Regions from separate parts of the Homo sapiens genome. Here all the other regions are linked to region 1. The links are chromatin contacts, found by Hi-C or POLR2A ChIA-PET in ENCODE. All regions are on one chromosome and are shown on one strand. The core of a region is the stretch at or near the end of the contact, and the rest is flanking DNA. Distances in the headings are between cores, read along the strand shown. Region 1 holds the start of RBM3 (RNA binding motif protein 3). Region 2 holds the start of CCDC22 (CCC complex scaffolding subunit CCDC22). Region 3 holds the start of MAGIX (MAGI family member, X-linked). Region 4 holds the start of GPKOW (G-patch domain and KOW motifs).

Region 1 (3,387 bases), core at 246-2,745:
CAGAAGACTCACGAGGTCCTCTCCGGGCCAGGCCCACAGGTCTGCAGACTCTACTACCTAAGCCCAAGGCAGGTCAACCATCCACAGGTGGCTTCTCGGCCTCATGCAGGACCAGTCGTCGCCTCCCAGGCGGCCAGGCTCTGTCTGCCGCTGCCCTCCACCCCCTAGAACAAAAGGCAGTCATGCTCCTGTGAGTGGGCACTGCGGGGCTTGGTGGCCACGCTGCCCCGAGCAGACACAGAGGGAAAAACAAAAAGAATGAAGGAAGCCGCAGATGGGGACAAGGTCCCTCTGCAGATAGGAGGCCCCACCTCTCCGTTCATGGCTCTCATGGCAACTGAAGCATGCTCTGGGTTGGTGAAGGTGATGAAACCAAAACCCCTGGACCGCTGAGTCTCCCGGTCCTTGACAACGACCACTGTGAGAGGGAGAGAAGATGGAGCAATGTGGACCAGTCAGTACCCCAAAGGTTAAGTAGCAAAGGGTGGCCGGAAAAGGAGATGGCATAGGTAGGGAAAACGGAGCGCTCCCACTAATCCCAAAGACGCTTCCCCTCATCCTTAGTCTACACCATAGGCTTAGGAAGAAAAAGAATTTGGAGGCGTGGGTCCTAACTTTTCAGTTAATACTCCTTGAAATGCAAGGATCCCAGACTTTCTCTCACCAACCCCCATTGTGAGTATGGCCCGTCTCACCCTCAGAGATAGGTCCGAAACTGCTGAAGTGGTCTTCCAGTGCCTGCTCGTCGGTGTTAAAGTTGAGCCCTCCCACGAAGAGCTTTCCTTCTTCAGAGGACATGGCAGTTCAAGTCCTGTGGGAAGAACATGAAGAATGGTGGCAGGAAGGAGAAAGAAAATGGAGATGTGAGAAAATAGCGAGACGGAAAGCAGAGAAAAAGCACAGAAAATAGACAAGAAAGAGGAACAAAATATGGGTAACTACAGAAAAGCTGAGAAAGGCGGCCAATAAGGTGGTAATCTGAGGAGCTGGCTCAGCGCAGCCACCATTAGGGGGCCACATTGCGCATGCTCTCACATTCATAGCCGCCACGCCCGTCATTTTGTGCCACTGCGCAAGCCCAGAACATCCCTGCGTTCCCTTAACGCCGGCAGAACAAGATGGCGGCGGCCACGTGGGATAAGGAAAGTAAGTGTCGGCTGTCGCGTGGTCACTGCCACCACCGACGCCACCAGTCCCTCCCGGTAGGCCTCACACTCAGATACAGCGCGCCGGCCTCCCACCAACCGAAATGTTTCACCTCCAAGCACGGGACCCGCCCGTCCCAGAGAAAGCCAAGCCTACGTGTCAGTGGCCATTACTCTCCCCACTCGCTATTCCCCGGTCACGGCCGGCGCGGCGCGTGTGTGGCGAGGAGCCGCCGTTTCGCAGGACATATGCAACTTACCTGGAAATTAAAACGTAAAAAACCCGGACGAACAGCGAGCTCGGAGGAGCACAAAAAACAGGGACGGGGCTGCGCCGGAAGACGATTGATAAAGAGTACGTAGCGAGAACGTCCCGGAACGTTCCCCTTGCGCGTCCCGGCGTGCGTGCTGATTGGCTGAGGCCAGCAGGAGCGGAGTGGTGGGGAGAGGAAGGGACAGCAAAGCGAAGGGAGCAGTGTTCTCCGCGAAATGGGGTGTTTCCGGAAATGGGGTGTTTCCGGAAATGGGGTCGACTTTTGAACAGCTGGTGCACCCTAAACGTCAGCATCCCCCCCACAACCGGCTGAGCTGCCTTTATCCCTTCCACAAAGGAACCTTCTCAATCTCATACTACTTGCTGTCCCTGACATCATCCTCCCGTCCTTGCCATCATTTCCCCCGCTGGATCGGATGTCTTCCTCACCATCGTAGTCGTCTTCCTCTAGGTCCCTGCCATTCTCTGATGTTAACCTCCTTCACCTTCTAGTTCTTTAACCTCATACCCTTTAAAGGCCTGACATTTTATCCCCCACCGTCACTGATGTCATCACCCTTCACAGTCCATGATGTCAGACCCAACGTTTTAAGGTTTGACCCTGACTCCTACTCTTTCTCCTCTGTGCTCAACATCTAGCCGCCTGTCATGGGACCCTTTTCCCTGGCGTCATTCCATCTCATCTCTGACTTCAGCCCTCACCCTTGTCTGACTGCTGGCGTGAAGCCAGCCCCTTAATTTTCTCACCAATAGACTGCCTGAGATGGCTTTTACAAAACAGGATGCTGGCCGGGCGCGGTGGCTCACGCCTGTATTCCCAGCACTTTGGGAGGCCAAAGCGGGCGGTTCACGAGTTCAGGAGTTCGAGACCTGCATGGCCAACATGGTGAAACCCCATCTCTACTAAAAATACAAAAAAAAAAAAAAAAAAAAAAAAAGAAAAAAAAAATTAGCTGGGTGTGGTGGCACGTGCCTGTAGTCCCACCTACTCGGGAGGCTGAGGCTGGAAAATCGCTTGAACCCGGGAGGCGGAGGTTGCAGTGAGCCGAGACCACGCCATTGCACTCCAGCCTGGGTGAAAACAAAACAAAACAAAAGAGGATGCTACGATCTTCAGAGGTTGTAAATCCCAATCCATAGAGCAATTTTTGCTCTCTTCGAAAGTAACTGAGCCCTTGCCGGGCGCAGTGGCTCATGCCTGTAATCCCAGCACTTTGGGAGGCCGAAGTGGGCAGATCACAAGGTCAGGAGTTCAAGACTACCCTGGCCAATATGGTGAAACCCTGTCTCTACTAACAATACAAAAAAAAAAAAAAATTAGCCGGGCGTGGTGGTAGGCACCTGTAGTCCCAGCTACTCAGGAGGCTGAGGCGGGATAATCGCTTGAACCCGGGAGGTGGAGGTTGCAGTGAGCTGAGATCATGCCACTGCACTCCAGCTTGGGCGACAGAGCAAGACTCAGTCTCAAAAAAAAAAAAAAAGTAACTGAGCCCTTGATTCACAGAAGGGACTTTCGCAATACACAATAGACTTATCCCAATCAAGTAGTGTCTGAGCCCACTGTTCACAATTTAGTCTTCAGTGTCTTGGCCACCTTTACAATAAATGGATTTGACAGATTTTTCACTTCTGAGCGCCACATCAACGAAGAATAAGTTAGTTTGCCCTCAGAGGCTAAATTTCTTATCCATAGAATGAATTTGCCCAACACAGACCAAATTTGCTAACATACAGAATACAGTACATCCATATTCCTGTTGGGGTAATTCCCATATTTATCTTCCTGTTATTGTCAGGGATTCCTCACATAGTCTAATTATTAATCCCTTAGGTGTTGGAAATAGCCTCTCCAGCTCTGGCATTTGTGTTATTAACTTTGTAAGCAGTAAACTTAGTTGAATAAAGATCCATAATTTTGATATAATCATTTTTCCCCCTATGTTCTGTGCTTTTTTCTGAGACGGAGTC
Region 2 (3,387 bases), core at 45-2,544, 660 kb before region 1:
TCTTTGCATACATATTGAGCTGCTAGAGTTTTGAGAAGACTAGATTTTAGGAGGCTGCTGTTTTCAGAAGTTCCAAATGTCAGGGTCCCTGGGTATCAAGATCCCTGAATATCAAGACCACCTAGTTTCAAGCAATACAAAAATCAGACTCCCTAGATGTTGGCATCCTGGGTTTTTAGGGCCTCTGAACGGAGGAGTCTTCGTGCGTCAGGGTGACCAAATGCTGATGTCAGATTTTAGAATTCTGGGTTTTTTTGGCTGGGCGTGGTGGCTCACACCTGTAATCCCAGCACTTTGGGAGGCGGAGGCGGGCAGATCACTTGAGGTCAGGAGTTGGAGACCAGCCTGACCAACATGGTGAAACCCTGTCTCTGCTAAAAATACAAAAATTAGCCGGGCAAGGTGGCGCACGGCTGTAATACCAGCTACTTGGGAGGCTGAGGCAGGAGAATCACTTGAACCTGGGAGGCGGAGGCTGCAGTGAGCTGAGATCACCCCACTGCACTCCAGCCTAGGCGACAGAGCGAGACTCCATCTCGGAAAAGGAAAAAAAAAAAAAAGAATCCTGGGTTTTTTTAAGCCCCAGGTGTTTGGGGAACTGGAGTTTGAAGGATCCCAAGTATCTGGTCCAGGGATTTTTTGGAGTCCCCGAGTGCCAGGGTCCTGGGGTTTTACGCTCCCTGGTTCTTAGGGCACAGGTGTCTTAGGGTCTCCAGATAACAGGGTCTCAGGGAACTGATGTTAAGATTCCCCAGATTACAGGGTTCCGGGTCTTGAGGTTTCAAGGTTGTAACGTCTCAAGGTGTCTGGGTCCCAGAGCTTTGGGTGTACCAAATATCATGGTTAAAGGATTTGGGAGGCCTCTGATGTCGGTGTCAGGGAGGGCGGTGTGTGTGTGCGTGTGTGTGTGTGTGTGTGTGTGTGTGTGTGTGTGTGTAAGGGGGTGAGGGTCTTAGGATCCTGGAGTTGGAGCCCTGAATGTCAGGATCCCGGGTTTTAAGGTTCCCGGGAAACGGGGTCCTGGGCTTTAGAGTCCCGGATGTGGGCTTCGGGGGTGGGCGGGGGCTCTGTCCTTACGTGCCGGCCTGGCGCAGCGAATGGATGAGGATTCGGTCCGCCTCCTCCATGGTGGAGCCGTGTCGGAGTCGGGGGCTGGGTCCAGGACCGGGTCCGAGAAAGTGGGGAGCAGCTGTAGAAACCCTGCTCCGTGCTCGCGGTCCACAGAGTGTCACGGGTCGTGTGGGGAGAGTTGGAAAGTGTAGTTCTGTGAGCGAGCACGGCGCATGCCGGATGTGAGGCCTGGGGTGAGTGTGCACGGAGGTTGAGCTTGCAATAGCTGCTGGGAACTGTAGTTCTTCCACCTGCAGTCCAGTGGGCTCTTCCAAGGGAAAAAGGAACAACCCGTGTGGTGGGGAGTGGAGGGGCCGGACAGAAAGGGGCTTCCTGACTCATTCGTTTAAGGCGGCATTCATCTTCTAGGCTATAAAAGTGTACACATTAAGGGCAGAATTTTAACACAAAGCGACTACTTCCCTGTGTCTTAGTCTCCTCATCTGTAAAATGGGACTATTGACAGTACCTGCTTTTTAGGATTAAAACAGAATTAATTTATATAAAGCACGTTGTACTATGTGCCTGACACATAAGATAAGAAAGCACTATGTAAGTTATAGTTACTAGTGTCCATGCATTCAATAAATGCTTTAATATGATACACATTTGTACACTCCAAAGAATAATTACACAGCAAATATCTATGTAACCGGCTGGGTGCAGTGGCTCACGCCTGTAATCCCAGCACTTTGGGAGGCCGAGTCGGGTGGATCACCTGAGGTCAGGAGTTCGAGACCAGCCTGGCCAACATGGTGAAACCCCCTCTCTACTAAAATGAGAAAAATTAGCCAGGCATGGTGGCACATGCCTGTAGTCCCAGCTACTCGGGAGGCTTAGGCAGGAGAATCACTTGAACTGGGGAAGCGAAGGTGGCAGTGAGCTGAGATTGCGCCATTACACTCCAGCCTGGGCAACAGAGCGAGACTCCGTCTCTAAATAAATAAATAAAGCAAAAGAAATCTATGTAACCATTTCTTGAACAGCCGACGCGCACCTGCAATCCCAGCAGTTTTGGAGGCCAAGGCGGGAGGATCGCTTGAGGTCAGGAGTTTGAGACCGGCATGGGCAATACAGCAATACACCATCTCTTAAAAAAAAAAAAAAAATTGACACTTGTCCAAGCAGACGTCCCCAGCAGAGCCAGCCAGCATGACCGAGCGCCGCGTCCCCTTCTCGCTCCTGCGGGACCCCAGCTGGGACCCCTTCCGCGACTGGTACCCGCACAGTCGCCTCTTTGACCAGGCCTTCGGGCTGGTCGCAGTGGTTGGGCACCAGCTGCTGGCCCCGCTACGTGCGTCCCCTGCCCCCGCCGCGGTCGAGAGCCCCGCGGTGGCCGCGCCCGCCTACAGCTACGCGCTCAGCCGGCAGCTCAGCGGCGGGGTCTCGGAGAATCGGCCCACAGCGGACCGCTGGCGCGTATCCCTGGACATCAACTACTTCGCCTCCGACGAGCTGACGGTCAAGACCAAGGATGGCATGGTGGAGATCACCAGCAAGCACGAGGAGCGGCAGGACGAGCATGGCTACATCTCCCGATGCTTCACCCGGAAATACACGCTGCCCCCCGGTGTGGACCCCACCAAGGTCTCCTCCTCCCTGTCCCCTGAGGGCACACTGACCGTGGAGGCCCCCATGCCCAAGCTAGCCACGCAGTCCAACGAGATCACCTTGGAGTCACGGGCCCAGCTTGGGGGCCTAGGAGCTGCGAAATCCGACCAGTCTGCAGCCAAGTAAAAGCCTTAGCCCGGATGCCCACCCCGGCCGCCGCCACTAGCCGTGCCCCCGCACCCACCTGTGTGTTCTTTTGATAGGTTTATCTTCTGTTGTTCTCAAATAAAGTTCGAAGCAACCCAAAATTTAAAAAAAAAATAGTTGGGCATGGTAGTGCACACCTGCAGTCCCAGCTACAGAGGCTGAGGTCAGAGGATCACTTGAGCACAGGAATTCAACGCTACTGTGAGCTATGATCACGCCACTGCACTCCAGCCTGGGTGACAGAGCAAGACCCTGTCTCTAAAAATAATAATAATTGATAATATTTGATCTTTTTTCCATAGAGATATTGCACATATATTAGGTTTTTCCTACATACTTCGAATTCCATATACTACTGGAAAATGACATCGTTTTTCTTATTTTAGTTTGACTGTTTGCTGCAGGTATATATTTGGTAAATATTTCATCTGTTGCCAGGCTCTGGCCCACAAACGTCCCATTTGCACCCCCACCGCCACCCTCCCATACAACACTGTTATTGCCCCGCCCTGCGGCCTT
Region 3 (3,387 bases), core at 1-2,500, 590 kb before region 1:
GACCCCCCAGGCCTGTCCCACTGAACCCAACTCCTCTCCGAACCCTCCCCCAGCGGAGGCCCTGCGCCAGTCACTCACCCTCCTTCCGGCGCAGGCGCAATGTGGCGCCCGCCCTGCGTACCAGCGCTGCCACGTCGACCGCAGCTCGCGCCGCCAGGGGGCGCGCGTCCAACCGCGCCAGGAGCTGCCGGGCGCTAGGGCCCGCGAGCGGGGAGGGGCCGCGGCCTGCGCGCAAGAGGGGACAGGTCAACGCCGACCCTCGGCCTCGGCCAACCCCTATGCTTCCGGACGCTCGAAGACCTAGAAATGCCCCTCAGGATACCCGGCGACCCCTGGCCACTCCCTCGATAGTTTCGGAGGTCACTGCTGTCCCTCCCCTCACGCGATCCCCGACCGTCGCGGGTAGCCGGTGCACCCCCGCTTGCTCCCACGGTGTCCCTGGAGATCGCTGTTTGACTGCAATAGTCCTAGACACCTCCGAACACCCCGTGAGGTCCTCGACTGCCCCCTAATCACCCTGGATGCCCAACTCTTCGCCCGCGATATCTCAGGGGACCCCATTTCCCCAGATATCCTGGGAGAACACGGCCTGACCCCATAGCCCCGGAACCCCCAATTCCCCGTCTAAGTATCCTAGGCAACCGCTGCTACCCCCATGAATTCCCTCAGAGGGCCCGTTCCCCCCATGGCCCACATACCTCCAGAGTCCCCCTCCACAGGTCCCCAGGGGCCCCCAGCTCCCCTCCCCCCAGTTCACTAAGACCCTGAGTGCCCAGGTGTCCCCAGTGACCACGGGCAGACCCCTCCCCGCACATCTGCACGTCTCCCTGGAGACTCCTGAGAGCCCCTCCCCTGCTCTGGTGCGCGGCCCTTTCCCTCGTGTGTGGGTGTGGGTAGGGGACCTCCAGCCCAGCCTCCATCGCTGGGCCCCTGCCCCCTGCCACCTTCACTTGGGCGCCAGAGCCGCTCTGTTTACCACCTGTCAGAAGGAAAAGGTGTGGAGCAGACAGGCGGGACGGGGATGGCGGCGACTCGCCCTGTCCTTCCCCAACGACCCCAATCCCTGTACCTCCTCTGCTCCCCCTAGGGTCCGCGGCGTCCCCTGTGCGCGGCTCCATGGCCAGTAGTCCGCCGGGTGGACGCAGGGCTGCCAGCTACGAATTTTGAGCTCTGGGGCGCGCTCACCTGGCGGCCCGCCCAGGCCCTGGAGGCTGAAGCTGGCGGGTCCCGTGCCTGGCTCCCGGACCCGCGCGGTGACCTACCTGGCGGCCAGCAAGGAGGCCTGGCTGTAGGAGCCAGGAGGAGTGCTTGGCCTCACTCTGCTGCAGGCGCCGCACTCTGTTAACTAAAGGTCCTAGTTAGAATTTAAAAGCCTGACAATACCAACTGTTGCTGAAGATATGGAGGAAATGGAACTCCTATACCTCCGGTGGAAATGTAAAATGATATTGCAACTTTATTTATTTATTTAGAGACAGGGTTTCGCTCTTGTTGCCCAGGCTGAAGTGCAATGGCACGATCTCGGCTCACTACAACCTCTGCCTCCCGGGTTCAAGTGATTCTCCTGACTCAGCCTCCTGAGTAGCTGGGATTACAGGCATGCACCACCACGCCCCCCTAATTTTGTATTTTTAGTAGAGACGGGGTTTCTCCATGTTGGTCAGGCTGGTCTCGAACTCCCTAAAGTGCTGGGATTACAGGCGAGGCCCGCCTCAGCCTCCCAAAGTGCTGGGATTACAGGCGTGAGCCACTCGTGCCCGGCCTGCAACTTTAGAAAACAGTTTGGTAGTGTCTTTAAAAACTAAGCGTACACATATGAGCCAGCCATTCCACTCCTGCGTATTTATCTAAAAGAAAGCATACATTTACACAGCCTTGTCTTACAAATATTCATAGCAGCTTTATTTCCTGTCTTATTCATTTAGAACTACTGTAACAAAATATCGTAGACTGGGTGGTTTAAACAACATAAGTTTCTCACAGTTCTGGAAGCCGGAAAGTCCACGATCAAGGTGGTAGCCAATTTGGTTCCTGGTGAGGTCTCTCCTTTTGGGTTGCAGATGCTTGCCTTCTTGCTGTGTCCTCACATGGAATTAAGAGAGTGAAGGAGAGTAAAGGCGTGAGAGAGGCACACACAGAGAGAGGGAGAGATCTCTCTCTTCTGTTTCTTATAAGGTCACAGTCCTATCTGGTTAGGGCTCCACCTTAGTGACCTCATTTTACCTTAGTTGCCTCCTAAAGAAGCTATCTTCAGATACAGTCACATTGGAGGTTAGAGCTTTAACATATATATTTATGGCTGGGCACAGTGGCTCACGCCTGTAATCCCAGCACCTTGGGAGGCCAAGGCGGGTGGATCACCTGAGTTCAGGAGTTCAAGACCAGCCTGGCGAACATGGTGAAACCCCATCTCTACTAAAATATACAAAAATTAGCCAGGCGTGGTGTCAGGTGACTTAATCCCAGCTACTTGGGAGGCAGAGGCAGGAGAATCATTTGAGCCCGGGAGGCAGAGGTTGCAGTGAGTGGAGATCGAGCCATTGCACTCAAACCTGGGGGATAAGAGCGAGACTTCTCTCAAAAAAACAAAACAACAACAACAACAACAACAAATATATATATATATATATATTTATGGGTGGACACAATTCAGTCCATAATATTTGTTAATATCCAAAAACTGGAAATAACCCAAATGTCCATTAATAGTTGAATGAGGCCAGTAATCGCAGCACTTTGGGAGGCTGAGGTGGGAGGATCGCTTGAGCTCAGGAGTTGGTGACCAGCCTTGGCAACATAGTGAAAGATTGTCTCTATTTTAAAAACATAGAAACATTGTCTCTATTTTAAAAATGCTAATGCCTGTAATCCTAGCACTTTGGGAGGCTGGAGGTGGAGGCAGGAGGATTGCTTGAGCCCAGGAGTTTGAGACCAGCCTGGGCAACATAGTGAGACCCCATCTCTCAAAAAGAAAACAATTTTCAATGAAAAAAATAGATGAATAAATTAACAAACTATGGTATACACATACAGGGTAATACAACTCAGCAATAAAAAACAATGAAGGATTTGGATGAATCTCAAAAATAATTATGGTAAAACAAGCCAGACCCACGCTCCAAAAAAGCACATGCTGTATGATTTCTTTTATATAAAAATCTAATAAAATGCAAACTGATATACAGTGACAGAAAGTGGATTAGTGGTTGCCTGGAGGGAGGGGGCCAAAAGGGCAGGAAAGAGGAAATACAAAGGGCAGGAGAAAACTTTTGGCAGAGATAGTTATACTCAGTATTTCTTTTTTTTTTTTTTAAGTGACAGGGTCACATTCTGTCATGCAGGATGGATTGCAGTGGCACAATCATAGTTCATTGTAACCTCAAACTC
Region 4 (3,387 bases), core at 569-3,068, 550 kb before region 1:
GATTACAAGCATGTGCCACCACACCCGGCTAATTTTTGTATTTTTAGTGGAGATTGGGTTTTGCCATGTTGGCCAGGCTGGTCTCAAACTCTTGACCTCAGGTGGTCCGCCCGCCTAGGTCTCCCAAAGTGCTGGGATTACAGGCATGAGCCACTGTGCCCAGCCTATTTTATTGATATTTGAATCTAGTGCCTTGTTGAGTATTAAAATCTGACATCAGTAGGCACTATTCTTTTTCTTTTTTTTTTTTTTTTTTTTTTGTTTTTCTTTTGTTTTTCTTTTGTTTTTGAGACTGAGTGTCACTCTATAGCCCAGGCCGGAGTGTTGAGATCTCGGCTCACTGTAACCTCCGCCTCCCGGGTTCAAGCGATTCTCCTGCCTCAACCTCCCGAGTAGCTGGGATTACAGGCATGCGCCACCACACCCCGCTAATTTTTGTATTTTCAGTAGAGACGGGGTTTCACCATGTTGGCCAGGCTGGTCTCGAACTACTGGCCTCAAGTGATCCGCCCGCCTCGGCCTCCTAAAGTGCTGGGATTACGGGTATGAGCCTGGCCAATAGGCACTATTTCTTTCTTTCTTTCTTTTTTCTTTTTTAAGACGGAGTCTCGCTCTGTCGCCCAGGCTGGAGTGCAGTGGCAGGATCTCGGCTCACTGCAAACTCTGTCTCCCGGATTCAAGCAATCCTCCTGTCTCAGCCTCCCAAGTAGCTGGGGATACAGGCGCCACCACCACGCCCGGCTAATTTTTGTATTTTTAGTAGAGACAGGGTTTCACCATATGAGTCAGGCTGGTCTCAAAGTCCTGACCTCAGGTGATCCACCAGCCTCGGCCTCCCAAAATGCTGGGATTACAGGCATGAGCCACCACACCCCTCTAATTTTTGTATTTTCAGTAGAGACGGGGTTTTTTATGTCTATTATTTATTTTATGTCTATTATTTATTATTGTACACAACTGACGCTCCATCCCCCCCACCCCCGACCTTTTTCTTTTTTAGAGATGGGGTCTCGCTCTGTCACCCAGGCTGGAATGCAGTGGTGCGATAAGAGCTAAGTGCAGCCTCGAATTCCCAGGCCTCAGGCCATCCTCCTGCCTCAGCCTGCGGAGTAAATGGAACTACAGGTGCGCGCCACCACACCCAGCTGATTATTTCTAAATGATTTACTTCATCAACACTTCCCACATAAGTAGGGCACACATTAGGCGCTCCATAAATACTTGTCAAACGCCTACACGAAGGAAGATTAATGTCTGGCAAGAATGAATCCACCTTCCACCATGCCTACCCCGCTAAAAACTACATTTCCAGCCAGGCGTGGTGGCTCACACCTGTAATCCCAGCACTGTGGGAGGCCGAGGCAGGAGAATCACGAGGTCAGGAAATCGAGACCATCCTGGCTAACACGGTGAAACCCCGTCTCTACTAAAAATACAAAAATTAGCCAGGCGTGGTGGCGCATGCCTTTAGTCTCAGCTACTCGGGAGGCTGAGGCAGGAGAATCGCTTGAACCTGGGAGGCGGAGGTTGCAGTGAGCCGAGATCACGCCACTGCACTCCAGCCTGTGAAACAGAGCGAGACTCCATCTTAAAAAACAAAACAAAACAAACAAAAAAAAAACTACATTTCCCTGGGCGCTTGGCGCGACGCGCTCCCACCACGTTTGAAAGAGCGACAATTACTTCCCACGGCCCCTTACCGCCCCCTCCCGCCGGTGCCACAGTGGTTGATGGGAAGGTAGTTTTTACGCACTTTGGCCGGCCCCTAGCGATCTGAACCCAAACTAAATTTCCCAGCAAGCAGCGCGCCGGCCTGGGAAAAGGAGCAAGATGGCTGACTCCAAAGAGGGTGTTTTGCCGCTGACGGCTGCTTCCACTGCCCCAATTTCATTCGGCTTCACTCGCACGTCCGCACGGAGGCGGCTGGCCGACTCGGGAGACGGCGCGGGGCCATCTCCGGAGGAGAAGGATTTCTTGAAAACCGTGGAAGGGAGGGAGCTGCAGAGGTGACGCGCCGGGTCTTTCACCCCTTGGAAATCTCTGCGGTGGGCGTAAGCGGGAGGGAGGAATCTCAGTTGTTTGTCTTGGTGACAGTGACCTGTTAAGCCTGAAGCACAGCCTGAGTAAATTCGTGGAGGCCAGAAGGCGGGAGTTTATAGGAGGGGGTGAGGAAATTGGGCCTGATAGCTGTGGGAATTGCGAAGAGAGGATGTATTACTGAGAAGAAGTGTCTTTAGGACTTGAAGACACTAAGGTCTGTGCGTTCTGGGAGAAGGAAAGAATGAGAAAATGACAGGACCTGCTAGTGTCTCAACTGAAGGGCTGAGGCGTCCCCGATATGGGGAACGGGATGGAGCGGCAGATTCAGGTTGATGGAGGCCACCATCAGCTTAATGAGGAGAGGAGTGTCTGAGGGGTCTGAGGGAGGGATTTCCAGAAGAGAATCAGGCATCTAGGAAGCTGTTTGGGAACCTGGAGCTGGGGAAGGTCTGGGCTGAAGATAGTGATTTGTGGGCCATTGTAGAAGCCGGTATTGAGTTAAACAGAGAGTGCAGGACTTATTTCTCGAAGGCACTGACATTTATGAGTTGGGGGCACTGGGGAGATAATCCAGAGAATGCACGATCAGAGAGGAACAGGAGATCCAGACATGGAGTAGGGAAGACATGGTCTGTGGGGCTGGGGTGAGTTTGGCTCTTGTGTTTTCTCTGAATGAAGGAGTGTGACCCACTGACCCTGCCATTCTCCCAACCCCACCCCTCTGTGTCCACATCAGTGTGAAGCCCCAGGAGGCCCCCAAGGAACTCGTCATCCCTTTGATCCAGAATGGCCATCGCAGGCAGCCACCAGCCCGGCCCCCTGGGCCATCCACAGATACTGGGGCCTTGGCGGATGGGGTGGTGTCCCAGGCTGTGAAGGAGCTCATTGCGGGTGAGTGATACCCCTTTACCCTTCCCCATTGAAGGAAGAAGAGGAAGAAGGTGGAAGGATAGAGTGGGACTTCATTGCTCCCTCCTATTCTTCCTTTAGAATCCAAGAAGTCTCTGGAAGAGAGAGAGAATGCGGGTGTCGACCCCACGCTCGCTATCCCCATGATCCAGAAAGGATGCACCCCCAGCGGGGAAGGGGCAGACAGCGAACCCCGGGCAGAGACAGTGAGCTGGCCCCTTGTCCCCCTCCTGCCCCAGCCTTTCTTTGCCCTGTCCGCCAGGCTGTGTCCCTGCACGTAGCAGGGAAAGTCTGTGTGTGTGCTAGAGGCCCGCCACCTGCCCCTTCTCCTGTCATCATTTTGGAAGCATTACCAAATGAATCTGGGTATCTGGATGCTAAAAACGTACTTGAATCCTAGGATTATCTGAATGAGGTGTGCAGCAAAGGGAACAGGAA

What was found. Hi-C counts contacts between places; a loop is a spot of excess contacts on that map. ChIA-PET counts read pairs that join two places held with the same protein, here RNA polymerase II (POLR2A). Pooled maps may share reads with other maps.
Region 2: a loop to region 1 is called in a pooled map, with 5 times the contacts of the local background. The contact joins the promoter of CCDC22 here to the promoter of RBM3 in region 1. A Hi-C loop is called at or near these places in 1 of 37 single-sample maps with no recorded cell type and 2 of 50 pooled maps. POLR2A ChIA-PET finds 5 or more read pairs at or near these places in 1 of 52 experiments (WTC11).
Region 3: a pooled map shows a loop between it and region 1 (4-fold over the local background). The contact joins the promoter of MAGIX here to the promoter of RBM3 in region 1. A Hi-C loop is called at or near these places in 7 of 50 pooled maps. POLR2A ChIA-PET finds 5 or more read pairs at or near these places in 4 of 52 experiments (H1, OCI-LY7, activated B cell and 1 more).
Region 4: a loop to region 1 is called in a pooled map, with 9 times the contacts of the local background. The contact joins the promoter of GPKOW here to the promoter of RBM3 in region 1. A Hi-C loop is called at or near these places in 6 of 50 pooled maps. POLR2A ChIA-PET finds 5 or more read pairs at or near these places in 2 of 52 experiments (CD8-positive, alpha-beta memory T cell and activated T-cell).

The regions. Positions count from the first base shown.
Region 1 is chrX:48,572,592-48,575,978 of GRCh38, reverse strand. It overlaps RBM3 (RNA binding motif protein 3), which reads right to left and starts at 1,495. Exons shown (of 7, transcript NM_006743.5): 1 at 1,406-1,495; 2 at 696-811; 3 at 312-418. The coding sequence starts at 798. RefSeq lists enhancers at 1,168-1,437, 421-1,620 and a cis regulatory region at 1,377-2,362.
Region 2 is chrX:49,233,377-49,236,763 of GRCh38, reverse strand. It overlaps CCDC22 (CCC complex scaffolding subunit CCDC22), which reads right to left and starts at 1,294. Exons shown (of 17, transcript NM_014008.5): 1 at 1,078-1,294. The coding sequence starts at 1,127. It also overlaps the pseudogene HSPB1P2.
Region 3 is chrX:49,160,621-49,164,007 of GRCh38, reverse strand. MAGIX (MAGI family member, X-linked) reads right to left here and starts at 1,250. Exons shown (of 6, transcript NM_024859.4): 1 at 1,070-1,250; 2 at 79-225. The coding sequence starts at 1,118. RefSeq lists a cis regulatory region at 1-61 and a silencer at 162-271.
Region 4 is chrX:49,122,166-49,125,552 of GRCh38, reverse strand. GPKOW (G-patch domain and KOW motifs) reads left to right here and starts at 1,818. Exons shown (of 11, transcript NM_015698.6): 1 at 1,818-2,006; 2 at 2,777-2,931; 3 at 3,031-3,155. The coding sequence starts at 1,831. RefSeq lists enhancers at 841-1,494, 1,495-2,148.